Linked DNA regions of Homo sapiens: region 1 is linked to region 2. Evidence: read pairs that join two places in POLR2A ChIA-PET (ENCODE). Cell type or tissue: A673. All regions are shown on one strand.

Evidence for each region. ChIA-PET counts read pairs that join two places held together with the same protein. Peaks named below come from ENCODE experiments on the same cell type or tissue, not always from the same donor. Only the 100,000 strongest peaks of a DNase experiment are listed, where the experiment ranks them.
Region 1: POLR2A ChIA-PET joins it to region 2 with 9 read pairs; 8 of 35 experiments call an interaction of 5 or more read pairs at or near these places.

What each region holds. Positions count from the first base shown.
Region 1 is chr12:51,135,103-51,139,102 of GRCh38, reverse strand. All of the region lies in intron 1 of TFCP2 (transcription factor CP2), which reads left to right. Among named protein-coding and RNA genes, the nearest start is that of TFCP2, 36 kb to the left of the region's middle. In A673, no CTCF peak of the experiment used is centred here; no DNase peak of the experiment used is centred here.
Region 2 is chr12:51,244,908-51,248,907 of GRCh38, reverse strand. SMAGP (small cell adhesion glycoprotein) reads left to right here. Exons shown (of 4, transcript NM_001031628.2): 3 at 2,077-2,157; 4 at 2,789-4,000. The coding sequence ends at 2,967. It also overlaps a transcript of DAZAP2 not described here. Among named protein-coding and RNA genes, the nearest start is that of DAZAP2, 8.1 kb to the right of the region's middle. RefSeq lists enhancers at 1-457, 458-957, 958-1,459. In A673, a CTCF peak has its summit at 2,091 (motif pointing right); DNase peaks (open chromatin) are centred at 1,297 and 2,457; H3K4me3 peaks cover 537 bases; H3K27ac peaks cover 3,724 bases.

The sequences.
Region 1 (4,000 bases), 110 kb after region 2:
GCTCTGCATATCCTTAGAAATACAAATTTACTCTCTGTCTATAAAAGACAAGGGGCAAATAACATTTCTGCTTTGATTGCATCATCAGGTCTAACTGGTTACATCTCTAGGGAATTTGCTGGCCATTTTAGAAGAAAAGGCCTTCCTTCATCAGAAATGTGGTCTGGCCGGGCATGGTGGCTCACACCTGTAATCCCAGCACTTTGGGAGGCCGAGGCTGGTGGATCACCTGAGGTTGGGAGTTCGAGAACAGCCTGACCAACATGGAGAAACCCCGTCTCTAGTGAAAATAGAAAGTTAGCCAGGTGTGGTGGCGCACACCTGTGATCCCAGCTACTCAGGAGGCTGAGGCAGGAGAATCGCTTGGACCCGGGAGGCGGATGTTGTGGTGAGCCAAGATCATGCCATTGCACTCCAGCCTCTCACCATTGCACTCCAGCCTGGGCAACAGAGCGAAACTTGGTCTCAAAAGAAAAAAGAAATGTGGTCTGAAGGAGGAGAAATGTTCGTAAGTCCTATCACTTTTAGCATAAAAGAGGAGAGATGGTTAGAGCCTATTTACCATTTCATAGGACTAACTATTCTGGTACTTTCAGGATTTTCCTGAAAGTCATCGGCAATTAAAGCCTTAAAACACAGAAAACTAGGCCAGGCACAGTGGTTCACACCTGTAATCCCAACAATTTGGGAGGCCGAGGCGGTTGGATCACTTAAGGCCAGGAGTTTGAGACCAGCTTGGCCAATGTGGTGAAACCCCATTTCTACTAAAAATACAAAAATTAGCCAGGCATGGTTTACATGGGATTATAGGAGTGCGCCTGTAATCCCAGCTACTCGACAGGCCGAGGCGGGAGAATCACTTGAACGTGGAAGTCGTAGGTTGTAGTGAGCCGAGATAGTGCCATTGCACTACAGCCTGGGCGACAGAGTGCTACTCCATCTCAAAAAACAAACAAACAAAACACACACAGAGAAAAATAGAAAATAAATAAATACACAGAAAAGTGTCTGTGCTTGCCTTTCATTAAGGGGAGGAATGAGGGACTAGAGAGATTGTCCTACTTTGAAGCCAGGCATGGTAGGGAGTACAGGATGAGCAAGACATAAGAACTCTCAAGTATAGAGAGGTAATAGTGATGCTTGCCAGTGAAGATGGAAGCCTGACTGCAAGAGGGAAGAAAGCATGAGCTGGTAGACATTTTGGATCGGAAAAGAAGCTTTGAGGCTCAGCACTATAAAGGGCTAAGTGTGGATTCCCTTAGTCCCAAGAAAACAAAACAAAACAAAACTGTTGGTGTTTTCCCAGTTATGCCATACTATGATGATATACATTTGATCTTTGAATACTGAAATGGGAGTTCTATTTTCTGTATCAAAATAGTCAGATTCCCTTCAACATATAGCCTATGAATATTGCTGCGAGTTGCCATTTTTTGCCTAACTGGAAAGAGTCAGTGATTTCAGAAATTTAATAAAAGAGCCTAGTACTAATGATGCCACAGGTGATGTTTTCAATTAGCAGTGTTTTAATGAGATCTGTAGGCTGGTAAATGCTAATCCTATAATGTATGAAAAAAACTAAGAAGGTAGGCCTATATCTAGTAAATCTCCTGAGGTAGGGCTTTGCTGATTCAGATTTCTTTGATTAAACTTTTAATATCTTACAAGCTCCCTGGAAGTAAATTTGTATCTGACACAGATACTTTTCAGCTTCCAAAATAAATAAGGTTAGCAAAAATTAGATGTGTTTAGTGACTTTATAAGCTAAAGGAAAATAAAAGCACATTTCTGGTAGGTATAAATAATTGGTAGTTGGCAAATAATTCAGCAGAGTGGAAATGTGAGAGACTGAAAGACTTGAGGCAAAAAAAGGGAAATCAGCTCCATTTTTTGGTAAACTTTGAGATGTACATAATGAAATGTACATCTGGTATCTCGCAAGTGATCTAAACTGATCTCATAATCGTGCTGAAGAAATAGATTTGTAGTCCAGAAGCACTTCTTAAAGTGCTTAAAGAACATTAAGCCCAGTTTTGACATGTGGGAAACAGTTCCAGAACCAGTATTCCCAGAGAAAGACTATCAAATGACAGGTATCTCTCTCAGGGACAGCATAAAATCCAGATATGGTATAGTTTTTTTTGTTGCTGTTTGTTTTTGAGACAGAGTCTCCTCTGTCGTCCGGGCTGAAATGCAGTGGCATAGTGTCAGCTCACTGCAACCTCCTCTTCTGGGTTCAAGCAATTCTCCTGCCTCAGCCTCTCAACTAGCTGGGACTACGGGCTACAGGTGCATGCCACCATGCCGGCTAATTATTTTTTATACTTTTAGTAGAGATGGGGTTTTACCATGTCAGCTAGACTAGTTTCAAACTCCTGACCTCAAGTGATCGACTTGCCTTGGCCTCCCAAAGTGCTGGGATTATAGGCGTGAACCACAGTGCCCAGCCTATGTGTAGTTTTTATCTACTGCTCACTTGTGTTTCCATGTTCCTGCTTTGAAACTGGAGGGGAATACAGGTAAGCTACTCAGGGCAGTTGCATAAAACACCTGCTATAAACATACTAGGCCCTTTCAAGTTACATCATTTTTACTATATGTTTTAAAATAATTCCTTTATTATCAGTAATACTGCTTCCTTTATTATCAGTAATACTGTAAAGACTGGAGAGGAAGAAAACATGAGGGGTTTGCAGAATAATTTAGTATGGTATTGCTGTGAAGAGATAGAAATTTAGATGACAGTGATGTTATGCTCCGTCAGGGAACCTTCTTTTTCTTTTTCTTTTTTTTTTTTTTTATTTAGAGTCTCACACTGTTGGCTGGAGTGCAATGGCGCGATCTCAGCTCACTGCAACCTCCACCTCCCAAGTTCAAGAGATTCTCCTGCCTCAGCCTCCTGAGTAGCTGGGACTACAGGCACCTGCCACCACACCTGGCTAAAATTTTTTTGTATTTTTAGTAGAGACGGGGTTTCACTATGTTGGCCAGGCTGGTCTCGAACTCCTGACCACATGATCCGCCCACCTCAGCCTCCCAAAGTGTTGGGATTACAGGCATGAGCCACCGCGCCCGGCCAGGGAACCTTCTTTAACTTGTTTATTGCTATATTCCTGCTACCTAAAACAGGGCCTAGAACATAGCAAGTGCTCAAAGACTATTTGATGAATTCAAAAAAGAAAAAAAGGTTTGAAGGGATTTACTGAGACAGTGTCAGACTGAGTGTTTTCACCCCAGTAGTGGTGATGAGTATGTGTAGACCGGAACAAATTCCCTCACCCTTTGTGGTAATGTTTCAAGATAGCTCACTGAGGACCTCTGTAAAGTCAAGTCTTGCTATAAAAAGATGGTCATCCTAGATGACATAGAGATCAAATCCATTCATTATCTTAGTTTATTAATACATAGCACTGAGTAATTAAGCTCACCAATCCCTCCTCCTCATTTGGATTTAGTTGACATGGGATATGGCCTAAAGCTCCCCAGGTGATTCTGATGTTCAGCTGCTAAGATTGAGAGCCACTGCTATTTATATGCCTTTCATACAGACCTGACTTGAATTTAGTAATATAATATACAAATACAGCAGAAGATGACTTGAAAACTATTTTATTTCTAAATACTTTCTGACTTAAAAAGCAGGATCTGATCGTAGTTGTTTTTTTTGTGTGTGTGTGTGTGACAGTCTCACTCTGTCACCCAGGCTGGAGTGCAGTGGCACGATCTCGGCTCACCTCAACCTCTGCCTCCCAGGTTCAAGCAATTCTCCTGCTTCAGCCTCCCGAGTAGCTGGGACTACAGGTGCCCACCACAACCCCTGGCTAATTTTTATATTTTTAGTAGAGATGGGGTTTCACTACGTTGGTCAGGCTGGTCTCGAACTCCTGGCCTCAAGTGATCCGCCCGCCTCGGCCTCCCAAAGTGCTGGGATTACAGGTGTGAGCCACTGTGCCTGGCCCTGAATTGTAGGTTTTTTGTTTTTTTTTTTTCTTTTTGAGAC
Region 2 (4,000 bases):
TTTTTTTGTGGTATTTTTGGTAGAGACAGGATTTCGCCATGTTTCCCAGGCTGGTCTCAAATTCCTGGGCTCAGGAAATCACCCACCCTGGCCTCCCAAAGGGCTGGGATTACAGGCATGAGCCACCATGTCCAGCCATGTTCAACTATGCGGAAGCTTTCTGAGGCCAGTCCTCTTGGGTTTTTAATGGAAGCTTCATGATGTCAGCATTCCCTTCCCAAATTCTCCCTCTGGAATGAGGATCTTATGACCCACTATGGGAAAGGCAGAGGAAGATTAGAGTCCTGCCTTGGGGCAGGTGAAGGGAAGGGCAGGAGAAGGCTGGAGAGATGCTGTTTCCTGAGGCCCGCTCCTGCGGTGTGACACACCCACATCATAACACAAGGCTAACGGGCTGTGGGAATTAGGAGCCAGGAACTGGATGAAAACCTAGAGAGAGAGAGAGAGAGAGAGAGAGAGAGAGAGAGAGAGAGTGTGTGTGTGTGTGTGTGTGTGTGTGTGTGTGTGTAAAACACCACAGTAACCATTCGCCCAAGGCCAGAGTGGTTGAGGGTACTACCATTCCTAGACAAAGAGGGGACCAGAGAGAAAGGTTTGGCCTGGCCTTGGGAGAGGAAGCGCTCTGGACAGCCTGCCTCTGCTTTCTGTATTGCAAGATGAGGATGGTTCATCAGGCTCCCCTGGGCCCGCGTGGAAAGACCCTTCAACACTCTTGGCCCCTCTTAGCATAGGCCCACCAGACCACCACTGATACCCTCATTTCACTTGCTGTGGATGGAAACCTGAACGTGTCAGGCACTGGACGGGAGTCATGCTCACACCGCGCTCGGGCCACGCTGGCCTTTGAGTCCCCTGGTCTCAGAGCTTTGACCCAGGCTCTTCTCTCTGCCTAGAATGTGCCCCATCCCTGTTACCCGGTAAACTCTTACCCCTGCTTCAGCTCCCAGGTCAGATATTCCTCCCTTGGGGGGTCGCTTCTGGCTGGAAGACTAGATCAGGCCCCTCGGCTGCACACTTTCCTAAGTGCACTTACAGCAGCTCCTCACCGTGCAAGCTGTGGGGTGCAGTGGAGGGTGAGCCTCGGGAAGCTGGCCGTGTCTGTTTTGCTCGACCTTTCATCTAGCACAGGGCCTAGCAAAGAGGAGGCAGTGGGTGAGTGTTGCTGTTTATGGGATGCCAGTCAGGTCGGGGTGCCTCCTGTGGGTGTTGCCAGGATCAGCCAGCTGGTTTTCCCCAGGAGACCTCTATCCTGCAGTAACCTCTACATTAAAATGCTAATAGGAAAGAATGGAAGGGCTTCCTGACTTCCTGTGTAAACACTTAAAAGGGACTTCTGGAGACCACTCATTTTGTCATGTTCTGTCCCTGGGTAATGACTTTAGGGTGGGACTTTCACGCTCTGAAGGATAAATAAACCCGTAGCAGGAGGGGGTGCAGGATCTATTTTAGGGTAGAGGAGAGGCCTGTTTCAGAACCTTTCAAATTGCAGGGCCTATCCTGGAAGTGTAGAAAAGGGTTTTTAATAGGAGAGGAGCACTATTTCATTATGTTAAAATAATGTTTACAAAGAATTAGTAAGAATGCTGCAAGAAAATGCACATGCTATATAATATAATGTAAATATATACACATACAACTCATTTGATCTCACTTATTGTAAAAATATGCATTCCTAATAATGGCTTATCCTACTGAGTGACTTATTAAATGTCACAACAACGTTTTAAAGTAGGTACTCTTACCTCCATTTTGCAGATAGAGGTTAGGTAATTTTCCCAAGGTCACACAGCTAGTAAAGGACAGAGTTCATATTTGAAACCCAGTCTGTCAGGCTCTATAGCCCCTACTCTTAATCACTATATTATGCAGGGAGAAATCCATCAACATATTGTCTTTGGGTGGTGGTTTATTTTCTTCTTTATTCTCTAGGATTTTCTATTTGGATATACTCTAGGAGTTAAATGATAAACTTTTGAATAGGGAAGAAGGTGGGGTGGTGAAATTTGAAGGCCAAACATATGCTTTCAAACAAAAGAATTCACTCCATTTCCTTTTCCACTTTTCTACATTTTCCAGAAGAACTGATGACCACCCCAATTTTACAGCCCACTGAGGCCCTGTCCCCAGAAGATGGAGCCAGCACAGCACTCATTGCAGGTAATAGACTCTGAGCCAACTCCAAGGGACCTTCTGGATCAAGGGCATCTCTCTCCAGAGGGAGCCTGACCAAATCCATTAATGGGCTCACTCTGGCTTGTAAGTTATATTACACACACACACACACACACACACACACACACACAGCCATAAAAGACTCGGAGGCTTCTGTCAGAGGCACTACCAGTAAATGACAGGTTGGGAGGTGGCCGCAAATAGATATGCATACGGACGTTACACTTGAGTACGTGGGTAGGGACGAGGATATATGTGGTTGGTTGAGTGGGTGAGGAAGAGGGGGAGGATCAGATAAACCACTTCCTGTTAGGATAAGCCATTTCCTGTTCCCTCCTTCCCGTTTCTTTAAGAATCAGGAACTGGTTTGGGAGGCAGTTCAGTTTTGTCAGAAATCAAAAGCATGTGTCCTTAGCTTAAGCACCAGGAGACTCCAGCTATTATGTGCCATGGAAATTGGGGTTGGTGGGGGAACATGGGTTTGGATGGAAGTGGACACTAGTTAATGAAAACAAGAGGATCTTTACGAAAACAGTGACTAAATCAGATGACTCCAGGAACTACTGAGACATCCTCAATCCTGAAACATCTCTACATTTTCCCTCTCCTTTCCAAGTTGTTATCACCGTTGTCTTCCTCACCCTGCTCTCGGTCGTGATCTTGATCTTCTTTTACCTGTACAAGAACAAAGGCAGCTACGTCACCTATGAACCTACAGAAGGTGAGCCCAGTGCCATCGTCCAGATGGAGAGTGACTTGGCCAAGGGCAGCGAGAAAGAGGAATATTTCATCTAATGACTCCCAGGCCCCAAGGAGCTTATTCCTGGCTCCATCGCTAACACGTTGACTGCTTATTATGGGAAAGTTTTCTCTGAAGCCAGGGAGAAGCATTGATTGATGTGGGCAAATCCAAGCTCCAGCCAGGTCGCAGTCCCAAATGCCGACATCACTGACTCCAGGGACCAGGGACATGGAGAAAGCTGTTTATGATATCTTTAACCAGGCCCTCTTACTAGAGCTGGTGTTTGTGACTGGCCAACAAGATGTGGCTATGCCAGGGGACATCTGAGTATGTGCCCAGTCATCTTTTTTCACAGGTTGAAGGGAGAGAAAAGATTTTGAGTTAAGGTCATTGGCTGCTCTACTCTGTCCCCTACCTGGTCACCTAGTGATAGCCCCAGTGGAGATACTGTCCATACAAGGTCTTCCCAGAGGCTGGATACCACAGTAAAAGGCCAGGCCAGGAGGGGTAGGAGACTATGGAGATCTTACCTCCTGATAAATGTGCTACACCCCCTAATCTGAGCCCTTCCTTTCCGTGTTCCCCAACAACCTCATGCTTACGTGATTTTTATTCAAATTAAAAATTTTCATTGCTACAGAAATCAGATTCTCATGTGCAAGAAGTAACTACATTTTGACTTATTTTTGCTTAAACATTTTTGACATTTTCTTTTCCCTATTTAACGCCTTTACATATGTTCTCTTCCAAGCAATAAGAACCCTAGGAAAGTTCTAGAAGTTTGCAGAACTATCTCAGGGATTTGAGACAAAGATGGTGCAGGAAAGCTTGTTCCAGGGGAACATCATTAGAAACATACCCTGGGAGGGCCGGGTTCGGTGGCTCACGCCTGTGATCCCAGCACTTTGGGAGGCCGAGGCAGGCGGATCACAAGGTTAGGAGATCGAGACCATCCTGGCTAACACGGTGAAACCCCGTCTCTACTAAAAATATATAAAAAAAATAGCTGGGCGTGGTGGCGGGCGCCCATAGTCCCAGCTGCTTGGGAGGCTGAGGCAGGAGAATGGCTTGAACCCAGGAGGCGGA